Linked DNA regions of Homo sapiens: region 2 is linked to region 1. Evidence: chromatin contacts called from ENCODE POLR2A ChIA-PET data. All regions are on one chromosome and are shown on one strand. Each heading gives the region's core, a stretch centred on a gene start or an enhancer-like site at or near the end of the contact. The rest is flanking DNA. Distances are from core to core; before and after follow the strand shown. Region 1 overlaps CMIP (c-Maf inducing protein). Region 2 overlaps PLCG2 (phospholipase C gamma 2).

Region 1 (5,815 bases), core at 1,665-4,164:
CTCAAAAGATCTCTCACCTCAGCCTCCTGAGTAACTGGAACTATAGGCACACACCACTGCATCTAGCTAATTTTTTAGTTTTGCTAGAGACAGGGTCTCACTATGTTGCCCAAGCTGGTCTCAAACTCCTGGCCTCAAGCAATCCTCCCACCTGAGCCTCCCAAATGCTGGGATTGTAGGCATGAGTCACTGCACCCGCCTGTCTTTTTTTCTTTAACAGATTTTATTTTTGAGAATAGCTTCAGATTTACAGAAAAACTGCTGAGTTAGTACCTAGAGTTCCCATACGCATACCCACACCTCATTTTCCGACTATTTACATCTGACATTAGTGTGGTGAATTTGTTACAACTAATGAAATAATATTAAAACATTTTATTGCTAAAGTCCACAGTTGATTCAGAGTTCCTCAGTTTTTTTCTCTAATGTCCCTTTTCTGTTTCACGACCCCATGGGACATTTCATCATCACGTGTCCGCAGGCTCCTCTGGGCTGTGATCATTTCTCAGACTTGTCCCAGTCACGCACCTGGGACACAGGAGGGCTCTGGAAACAGAGGTCCTGATCACTGGTGGCCTTGGTGGAGGACTAACGACCCAAAGGCTTGGATTGGGAACAGAATGGGGACCTGGAACCAGGGATCGCTAGAGACAGAGCACCGGCGTCTCCTTTCAGCACATGTTAACAGAGAACCAAGTTCAAACAGGACCGCGTTTTTGCCAGGGAGAGCCTTTCCTCAGGCCATCCCTGGTTCTCCTCCCAGGGACCTGCTGGGGCCTCCAGGAAGAAGGGGATCAGTCTGGAGACTCTCAATGTCCCACAGGGGTAGGGTGGGGCTCCCTGGCGTTTCCACCTCGGCTTCTTCAAAACTAGCGGTCCCACCACCTGCCAGGAGGCCATTGTTAGCACATTTTATAGACTAAAAAAATACACCGAGGCTCAGAACGGAGCAGTGGTTTGCCCAAGGCAGTCCACTGAGAAGCAGCCAAGCCAGGTTCACCGCCAGTGTGCTTCCCCCGCACAGCACTGGCCCCACGACAGCCATCCCGGAAGTCTACTGCCAGTTCCCAGGCCACTGCCTCTAAACTGACAACACGGGGTGCTAGGATTGGCTTTTGGAAGGTCCACGACCCCCAGAGGATGCGCCTTCTCCACCCCCTCTGTGGCTACACCAAGGGAGGCAGCCACACAAGTGGAAATTTCTAAAAAACACAAAAAAACTACAGCTGTCCTTGGCTCAAATCACAGCAAACAAGGATCCAGACAAGCCCGTCTGCAGAAGGGGTGAGGCCATCCCCCTTCCCCCATTGATACTCCAAGGGAGAGAGGGAAAAGGAAGATTCTAGCACAGGCCTGGTGGACAGTTGGCTTTGACAGACAGATGCTGGAGGGCTGAAGAAGTTAGTGAAAGCTGAATGAATGAATGAATGAATGAATGAATGAAAGTTAAGTGCACTCATAACGAACGCTTAGACAGCACCTACCACAGTACAGGCGCTAGACACACATTCACTCATTTAATCCTCACAATCAACCACCCTATGCAGCAAATACTGCTCCCATTTTACAGATGAGAAAACCGAGTCTCAGAGAGGTTGACACCAGGTCAAAGTCACCCACCTGGGCAGTGGTGAAGCTATGGCTAAGCCAGCTCTTTCCAGCTCCCAGAAGCCAACTGTGCCCATCTTTTCCAAACTCTGCATTTAAGCATCTCACTTTGGCCATAGTGTAAGTATTTACACAGTAGAAACGGGCAAGCATTGCAAATCGGGACTTCCCCGGCACCTGTCAGAAAGTTGCTGCCGCCTCTCTCTGGCCCGCTTGCCTCCTTGGCAGGACTGTCCTGTGGAATCAGTTCCTGCAGGTCTCGGCAGCTGGAAGGTAACACTGAATTCAAGAGAAGCCAGGATCCCCTGAGGCCCAGCCAGTGCCATGTCCCTCTGGGAGAGCCAGGGACCAAACAGTGGTGGAAAATAAGCAAAAAAGGAGAGCACGGGCTTGAGGCTGGTTACCCTAGGTTCAGATGCCAGCTCCATTACCTACTGGGGTACCTCGCCGAAGTCATTTCATCATTCTGCGCCTCAGTTTTTGCCTCTGCGAAGTGGAACAATGGAACCCCCAGAATGAGACAGTATGTATAGAATGCATGATACACAACAGGTGCTCAGGAGCTGTCACTACAGATATTCTCAAGGGATACAGGGTGATGGGGAGAGAGAACCAGGTGAGGTCACCCCAAGAGCATCCAATTTAGAGGAGGGCGATTATGCACCCAGAAGGGAAAGCATTCATAAGGGTGCTACAGATGCCTTCTTCGTAAAATGTACGATCTTATTTAAACCTCTGCGAGTTCTCCAGGTGAAAAACTGCACCCCCTGTTCTAATTTACATCTCTTTGATTTTTGAGAAGCTGACAGTTTTTCACTGTATTTCTCTTTTGTTCTTTGCACCTTTTCCCCTTGAGGCAGTCACAGTTTCTCACTGATTCACAGCTACTTCGGCTTATTAAGGTCATTTAACCCTTCAATTGTCAACTGGGCCACAAGTGCGTTTTCCCAGGTCACCCACTCGCCTTTCAGACTGGTTTATGGCGAGGCTGGTTGCTGGTCTGCTTTTCCACGCTCAAGGGTCACTTTGTTATGGAGCCAACTCCAGCTCTCCTTGCCTTTGTGGTTTCTGTCTTCTTGAACAGAACGAGCCAAGGTTTGAGGCTCTTGCTGATCTGTTAGGCTGATTCCTACTTACTGGGTTGAAAGCGAGAAACAAATGTAAAAGTTTCCACTCTCCTCCCCCAGCAAGCCAAGGGCTGTCATGCCGGGTCCTCCTCCCCATCAGGCCTTCACTCTTGGGTCACCCCTAGTCCCTGGAGCTCCTGCCTGGCACAGAGAGAGAGTGACTCACTCCCGAGGCACGGTGCCCTTGCCCGGGGCCCCAGCCACAATGAGATGGGAGACACACGGCCCACGGACTTTGAGGCTTTTGCTGATCTGTCCCTCACATGGGGGTTGGGGGCACAGCTCCCTTCTGATGCTCCCACTTTCAGTGGGCAGAGGGCAGGCACGTAGGCAGTGGGGAGAAAGAGGTGAAAGTTAGAGGGAAAGGCAGACTTTACTGACCGCACTGAGGTCAGAGCCAAGGGTGAGGCCAGAGGGTCCCTCTCCCCCTGGAGTTGCAATGAAAAGGCAGAAAGACAAACCGAAGGACCTCAACATCAAGCCTACGGATTCTCCCATCAAAGGTGCCCTAGAAGGCAAGGCCCTGGTCCCTCTGGACCTTGGTCTCCATATCTGCAAAATGGGCCTCTTTTCTGTACAGTTTCTTCCAGCTTCAAAAAAAAAAAAAAAAAAAAACACACACACACACACTGAAAAGCTCACGGTCATCCAGTCTACAGTTCCCAGCATCCCTGGAAGAGGATACTGAGGCCTTCTGGCCTCAACTTCACTCAAAATAAAGCCTGGAGAATGAAACATTAGGGGAAGCTTCTACCAGCTGCTAACAAGTCAAGTCAACAACTATTTATCAAGCACCTACTACGTGCCCAGGGCTGCAGATATACAGCAGTGAACAGAATAAACAAGAATCTCTGCGCTTCGGGGAGGTGACAAGAAGCGGGGACGAAATAAGGCAAATGCCCTTTAGAAGGTGGTCAGTTCTGTGCAGACGACACAGCAGAGGAGCAGCGCATGGAGAGGCAGAGCAGGAGGGTCCTGAGGGCGGCGTGGCATACTGTGAGAGGGAAAGGGACTTTCAGCCTAGCTTCTAGCCACGCAAGGGGCCGACACTTCCCATGTGGTCTCTTGGGTGATCCTCACACCATCCCTGAAGGTGTGAAGTGGAAACTGAGGCCCAGAGACGTGGCATCCCTTACCCAAAGTTGTGCAGCAAGGGAATTCCCAAAGTGAGTCTGCCTCCCTCCAGGCCACACTGTTTTCCTGAGGCCCAAATACTGCCTGACTTGGAGCTCCTGGGCCCGGGGAAGGTGAGGATGTGGCCAGGCCACCCTCCCAACACCTGCCACGGATGCCACATCCAAGAATGGAAAGAAGTGGATTCCGCCCTGTAGCAGCGGTGTCTCACTGCATGACATGCTTCTAGGACAAGCAAGTCCCTTCAGGGAAGTCTGCAGCTGCCCTGAGAGCAGCACAAGCTCCCGTGGTGCGGGGTTTCCGCCAGGCGGCAAAGCCTCGGACTTCGATGTGGGAATTCCTCCCAGCCGGACACATGGCTCCGAAGACCCAGTGAGCATCCACAGAAACTGTATGGCTGAAGGATGCTTGTCTCTGGGTGCAGGAGGTACGAGAAGTCGCTCATACATACTGATGGCAAGCATACAGCCTGACAAATGCTCACACTCATGTGACCACCACCCAGCACCCTAGAAGGCTCTCTCATGTCCCTTCTTGGCAATTCCCTCAAGAAGTAACCATCATTCCAACCTCTATCACTACAGGGTAGTTTTGTCTGACCTTGAACTTCCTATAACTGGAATAATACACTATGTACTCATTTTACTTTATTTTGTTCAACATAATATCTGTGAGATTCATCCATGGTGTTTATTTTTCATTGCTGTGTAGTACTCCATTGTATAACTATGCCACAATTGGTTTATCTGTTCCACTGTTGATGGATACTTGGGTTGTTTCTAGTTGGAGGCTACTATGACTAAGGCTGCTCTGAATATTCTTGTTTATGTCTGTTAGTAGACAGAAGCACTCAGTTCTCTTGGGAACAGAATTGGGAGTAGAATCATTGGGTCCTAGGAGAAGCAGGAATGAATGCATTAGACCCCTGCCAAGACCTGGTAAGCAGGCAACCTAGGAAGGCCTCCTTGAATATGAAGAAACAGAGATCTAGTAATATACCCAGAGTCACACAGCAAAGCTGTGGTACCAAAATCCAGTTGTGCGTGGCTCCAGCTCCATGACCTCCTCACCCAGTGTAGCATGGGTGGGCACCATGAGCAGGACCTGCCTGAGAAAGAGCAGACAGGAAGGAAGGAACAGCAGCAGTGAGGGAGGAAGGCTCCTTCACTGTCTGAAAGAACAGCAAGGAACCCGATGTGTCCCCAGGAGGCTGGGAGACCAGGTACGGGGCCTGGTAGGCTGAGCAAACACAGAAGCATGAATAAGGCCTAAGTCCACTAAACCCCAAGCACATAATTTTATCTGGAAGCCACAACTCATCCAGCCACACCGGCGCACCCTCCTTCTTGAGGAGAGGGCAGCCTCCAATCTGAAGCACCTCTGTCTCCCCTGGACTGTCCGAGACAGAGTGGCAGAAGCCTCGCTTGTCCAAACACACGACAGTCAACGTCTCCCAGGTCCCCCGCTGCCCAATTTCAGCCTCAAAGAACCAACTATTTGCCTCGGCCTCCCGAGTTTCTCGCCTGGAGTCTCCGGGCTGGCTATGAGTGTTCGGGAAACTCTCTGGCTCTGGTCCTGAAAGGTGAAGGAGGGCGCAGGGGCATGTCCCCCCGTGACATCTGTGCCCGCTCCCCAAGCGCCAGCCCAACACAGGGCTGGGAAAAGCTGGGTGAGAGTCGGCACATCCTGAAGGAGGCGGCGCCGTGCCCCAGAAGGAGGCAGACAGGAAAGCCAATCAGTGTGTGTTGAATGACAGCACGAATGAGTCAAACCCCTCCTGGGTAGGGGGCAGGTGGCAGACAGCCGCTGTCTTTGTGTCACTCCCTGCCCCTCTGAATCTCCCCTGCCCCGCTGCCATGAGGATGCCACGGTTACCACAGGAGGCTGCCATGTGTGTACTAGGACCCCACCTGGCAGCCACAGTTGACCAGTCCAGAAGTCAGCAT
Region 2 (5,815 bases), core at 2,052-4,551, 260 kb before region 1:
AGTGCTTAGTGCAGTGCCTGGCACACAGCCTGTGTTTAAATGTTTGCTGCTATTATCCACAGATTCTCACGATGATGGTCACGTCCGTTCATTCAGCCATTAGGTCAACAAAGAGTAGGTAAAAGCCAGCGTGCCAGGCACTGTTCTGGGAGCTGGGGATACAGCTATGAATAAAACAGACCAAATTCCTGGCCTCGAAGAATTACATTCTAATAGGAGGAGACAGAGACAAGTCAATATTTATTACACTTGGCAATCACAAGTGCTACAAAAACTAAACCAAAGAAGAGCAAAGCATGGTGTGTGACCAGGAGGGAGGGGCTCTCATAGAAGGTGTTATCAGGGAGGCCTCCCCAGAGGTGGTGACATCTGGGCTGATGTCTGAGATAGAATATTTCAGGCAGAGCAAATAGTAAATGCAAAGGCCCCAAGATGGAAATGTGTATGGTTGGTTGTAGGAAGAGCAAGGTTGTCACCAGCTGGGACACACTGCGTATGCTCTCTGAAACCCTCATGACCCGCAGTGCCTGTCCATCTCCCCTCTCCTGCCTGGACATTCTAGTCACGCTGTCTCTGCACTTGCATATACCCTCAGTCATCCAGAAGCCCGATGCCCCCCTCACCCTTCCCATCCCCCTCCACTATCACACACTGTGTCTGTCAGTCTCCTCCAGGGTCCTCTGGAGTCAGCTGCAGCCCTTGGCAGATGATTTTGCCATTTCATTCATATATATACATATATAAAATATATGTGTGTATATATATATATACACACACACACACACACACCCCACACATTTTTTTGTTGTTGTTTTTTAAGACACAGTCTTACCAGGCATGGGGGCTTATGCCTGTAATCCCAGCACTTTGGGAGGCTGAGGCCTATGGATCACTTGAGGTCAGGAGTTCCAAGACCAGCATGGCCAACGTGGTGAAATCCTGTCTCTAATAAAAATACAAAAATTAGCCAGTGGTGGTGGCATGCGCCTATAATCCCAGCTACTTGGAAGGCTGAGGCACAAGAAACGCTTGAACCCAAGAAGTGGAGGTTGCAGTGAGCCAAAAGTAGCACCACTGCCCTCCAGCCTGGGCCACAGAGCAAGACTCTGTCTCAAGAAAAAAGAAGAAGAAAAAGACAAGACACTGCTGGAGTGAGTGGCATGATCACAGCTCACTACAGCCTCAACCTCCTGGGCTTAGGTGATCTTCCCACCTCAGACTCCTAAGTAGCTGGGACCACAGATGCGTGCCAACATGCCTGGCTAATTTTTGTACTTTTTGTAGAGACAGGGTTTCATCATGTTACCCAGGCTATTCTCAAATCCCTGGGCTCAAGTGATCCCCCTGCCTCAGCCTCCCAAAGTGCTGAGATTATAGGCATGAGCCACTGCACCCGGCCACTATTATATATTTAATCTCTCCACTCCTTGAAGGCAAGACAGCACTGCCCGTTCATGGGTCCACAGCAGGAAAGTGCCTGGCACCTAGTGGGGATGCCACCGAGAGGTAGAATAAGCCCCCTAGAGAGCGATTTGGCACTCACTACTGAGGCTGGAAATACACACGCCCCCCCACTCAGAGGTTCCTTCCCCATCCACAGCTACCACAGCACCCTCTGCAATTTCAAAGGAGAAAGGGACTCAGCACAAATGCCCAGCAGGAGAGAGTGGACAAAATGGCTCTTGTCACCAATGGAATGCTCTACAGCAATTCAAAAGAAAGAAACACCTCTACATATCGATGGAAATAAACAAAAACTAGGTGCAATGTGGTGTCCTGGATGAATCCTGGAACAGAAGGAGAACATACGAGGAGAAACTGTTAAAGTCCAAATAAATTCTGGAACTTTGATAGCGATGTGGTAATGTTAATTTCTCACTTTTGGCAAAGGTATCATGGCAATATAAAACAGAGAAATGGGCCGGGTGTGGTGGCTCACACCTGTAATCCCAACACTTCGGGAGGCCAAGGAGGGTGGATCACCTGAGCTTAGGAGTTCGAGACTAGCCTGGTCAACATGGTGAAACTGGCTAGGCACGGTGGCTCACGCCTGTAATCCCAGCACTTTGGGAGGCCGAGGCGGGCAGATCACCTGAAGTCAGGAGTTCAAGGCCAGCCTGACCAACAGGGTGAAATCCCATCTCTACTAAAAATACAAAAATTAGCCGGGCACGTTGGTGTGTGCATGTAATCCCAGCTACTCAGGAGGCTGAGGCAGGAGAATCGCTTGAACCCGGAAGACAGAGGTTGCAGTGAGCCGAGATCGTGCCACTGCACTCCAGCCTGGGTGACAGAGCCAGACTCCGTCTCAAAAAAAATAAAATAAAATAAAAACTACTAACTACCCCATTAATGAATGAAAATCACAGATACAAAAAAGACAGGGCAGAGGGGGCAGTCCTTGTCATCATTAAAAGCCAGGTCCTGTGCTTTTCTGACTATTCCTGAGACTAGCAATGTTTGAGAGAATGGCCCACACAGGAAATTCATTCTGTGATCTCCTGTAAAATCAGAATGCAGTTGGTAAGATACAGCCTCTTATCTCCTGAACTCATGATCCACCCACCTCGGCATTCAGAAAAGAAAAAGGAATGCAAGTTAAGGGGAAATAAATTCACATTTGTTGAAACCTTCTATGTACCCGACTTCACCAGGCACTCAGGAAAATGCCACATTGTTCAATCATCACAGCAGCTTCGGAAGGCTGAGGCTGTGACGGCTGGCTTCTATATGAGGAAACTGAGTCTCAGACGACTTTTATAACTTGCTTAAGGTTGTAAAAGCAACCTTTTCTCAAGACCCTCTGCTGACCCGCAAGGACTCGCTGATCAAAACTGCAGCTCATAAAAGCAAAGGAAGAGGCACCACACCACAGCACAGAATAAAAATGACGCTTCTCGGCCGGGTGCGGTGGCTCACGCCTGTAATCCCACCACTTTGGGAGGCCGAGATGGGTGGATCACGAGGTCAGGAGATCGAGACCATCCTGGCTAACATGGTGAAACCCAGTCTCTACTAAAAATACAAAAAAATTAGCCGGGCGTGGTGGCAGGCACCTGTAGTCCCAGGAGGCTGAGGCAGGAGAATGGCGTGTACTTGGGAGGCGGAGCTTGCAGTGAGCCGAGATCACACCACTGCATTCCAGCCTGGGTGACAGAGCAAGATTCTGTCTCAAAAAAAAAAAAAAAAAAAAAAAAAAAATGACATTTCTCAACAGTCTGGAACAGACTTCACAAGTTGTTGGCCTGGGAACTGCATCAGGGTACAGGAGTGTTTTGTCAGGTGAAGATCATTTTGCTTATTTGTGTGTTTCAATGAGTCAACTTTTTTTTTTTTTTTTTTTTTTGAGACGGAGTTTTGCTCTTGTTGCGCAGGCTGGAGTGCAATGGCATGATCTCGGCTCAGTGCAAGCTCCGCCTCCCAGGTGCAAGCAATTCTCCTTCCTCAGCCTCTCAAAGAGCTGGGATTACAGGCATCCGCCACCATGCCTGGCTACTTTTGTATTTTTAGTAGAGACGGGGTTTCTCCATGTTGATCAGGTTGGACTTGAACTCCCGACCTCAGGTGATCCACCCACCTTGGCCTCCCAAAGTGCTGGGATTACAGGCATGAACCACCGTGCCTGGCGGCGTCAACGCTTTTTTTTAAATGAGGAGATTTCACAGTAACAACCTACATTTCCAACTGCAGATCTGTGGACCCTGAGCCTGCAGCATGACGTAGGATCTGTCCACTTTACACCAGGCACACATGCACTGACTCCCCGTTAACCACGGTTCCCACCACCCTTAGAACTTTCCCAGTGTGCAGCCTGTGTTTATTGTCATTTGTCCCCTAGATACAACCTGCTTCTCTTATTTAGGTCACCTATCCAGCTGCCTGCAGGTATTTATGTTTCTGATCCCTCATCTGAAACAGAGGAAGTAGGATTTTAAAGAAATAAATGCAGGCCGGGTACAGTGACTCATGCCTGTAATCCCAGCCCTTTGGGAAGCCAAGACAGGTGAACTCCTTGAGCCTAGGAGTTCGAGATCAGCCTGGGAAACATGGCAAAACCCCAGCTCTACCAAAAAAAAAATACAAAAAATAGCTGCGCATGGGAGCATACACCTGTGGTCCCAGGTACTTGGGAGACTGAGATAAGATCACTTGATCCTGGGAAGCTGAGGCTGCAGTGAGCGATAGTGGCACCACTGCACTCCAGCCTCAGTGGCAGAGTGAGACCCTGTCCCCAAAAAAAAAAAAACCCAGCAATCCTCTATAATGTATGAGATTAACCATGCACCTTACCACACATCCCGTTGAGGGGCATCCCCTGAGTCTTATTTCAGCGCAAGGTCAACAAGGACATGCAGCCCTAGGCCACAGCACAATCATGGGGCTTAGGAATCTGCAAAACATGAGGAAATTCCCTAGGGGAACAGGGAGGCTGGAAGTAGAAACAAGTCCAGGATCAAGTGTCCTATCTTCAGTCATCTCATCGGATCCACAGGAGGCAGGAGGCTGGTTCTGCGGATCTCCAGCAGGGATAAACCAAGACCTCAAATGGATACAGAAGAAGAACTTTTTAAAAACCCAGCAATTACTCAAAATTGTCTCCGGCAGCCTTGAGAGTCATACTAGAAAATCACGGTAAAGCTGTTCCAGCTAAGTGGCTTTGGGAAGGTTCTTGCTACTTTATGAAACTCAGTTTCCCCATCTATAAAATGGGTAGACTCGTCAAAAAGCATGAGGAGGATTTTTAAAGCGCCAAGGACAGAGGTTAATAAGACCACTGAGAGGACGTGGTTAATGAGTGGCTGCTGCTATCACCATTTGAAGCACTGAGTATTGTAGAGAAGCTTCCTCCAACAACCACCACTATCACTGACTGAACATGTGTTATTCTAAGTGCTTGTTACATTGAATTCTAAAACACTGCTGTGAGATAGGTCCTACTATTATTGCGATTTTATCAGTGAGGAGACTGAGGCACACGAGGTCGAGCACTTTGACCTCAAGGTCACACTGGTAAGTGCAGAGCTGAAACTGGAGCCCAGGGAACCTGCCCATGGACCCCTACACTGACCTCCTACTGCACCTAGGTGAGGACACAGATCATACTTGATGCTTTTCTCGGTTCCCCCATCTCTGAGCCTAGGATCCTGGAGCCTTGCCGTGGCAGAGGGAAGCACATCTCCAAACAGTGATGAACCCCAAGAACCAGGAGGTGGACATGATGCCAGAAATGAAGGTGGCAAAGGGGCCGAGGAGGACTCTAGCTTTCTGGCATGGGGACCTGGCTGGATGGTGGTATCTCTTACCACAATGGGGAAAACTGGAGGAATAGGTTTTAAAGGCAGAGATCTCCGTTGTTTTGGTGACAAATTCCATTTTGGACACGTTGAGTTTGAAATATTTACTAGATACCCAGTGCGACCAGACAACATTTCCAGAGCTCGCTCCAAGTTCAAAGCTCCTTTCACTGACATCTGAGAAAATTTCTCTGGTCCAATGCCATCTGATTTCTATGTCTTCTTTCTCTACGATCCACCTAACACCCTATGTGACAATCTTAGCCTTGTCATCTTGTCTCTGTCTTCCTAAGACTTGAACCCCTGAAGGACAAGACCTTGCTTTGGTCAATCTGGTGACAAGCAGAGTCTCCAGCATGTGGAGGGGCTCAGTAAATATTTACCGAATGGGTCAAGGAAAGGGATCTCAGGAGATGGTTACGTGGGAGTGTGTTTCCTATTAGATGAGTGCAAAAGTTGTCACAATTTTTGCCATTAAAGTTACAATTAAACTGCAATTACATTTGCACCAACCTACTATT

The links. ChIA-PET counts read pairs that join two places held with the same protein, here RNA polymerase II (POLR2A).
Region 2: POLR2A ChIA-PET joins it to region 1 with 15 read pairs in activated B cell. The contact joins two enhancer-like sites. POLR2A ChIA-PET finds 5 or more read pairs at or near these places in 2 of 52 experiments (OCI-LY7 and activated B cell).

Annotation. Positions count from the first base shown.
Region 1 is chr16:81,565,575-81,571,389 of GRCh38, reverse strand. The region is part of intron 1 of CMIP (c-Maf inducing protein); the gene reads right to left. Among named protein-coding and RNA genes, the nearest start is that of MIR7854, 35 kb to the right of the region's middle. Within about 2 kb of position 2,914, at least 6 of the 41 ENCODE cell types and tissues checked have a DNase peak (open chromatin) inside an H3K27ac peak, as active enhancers do.
Region 2 is chr16:81,825,622-81,831,436 of GRCh38, reverse strand. All of the region lies in intron 2 of PLCG2 (phospholipase C gamma 2), which reads right to left. LOC124903731 (a long non-coding RNA gene) reads left to right here. Exons shown (of 2, transcript XR_007065139.1): 2 at 1,601-1,851. Among named protein-coding and RNA genes, the nearest start is that of PLCG2, 49 kb to the right of the region's middle. RefSeq lists an enhancer at 1-193. Within about 2 kb of position 3,301, at least 3 of the 41 ENCODE cell types and tissues checked have a DNase peak (open chromatin) inside an H3K27ac peak, as active enhancers do.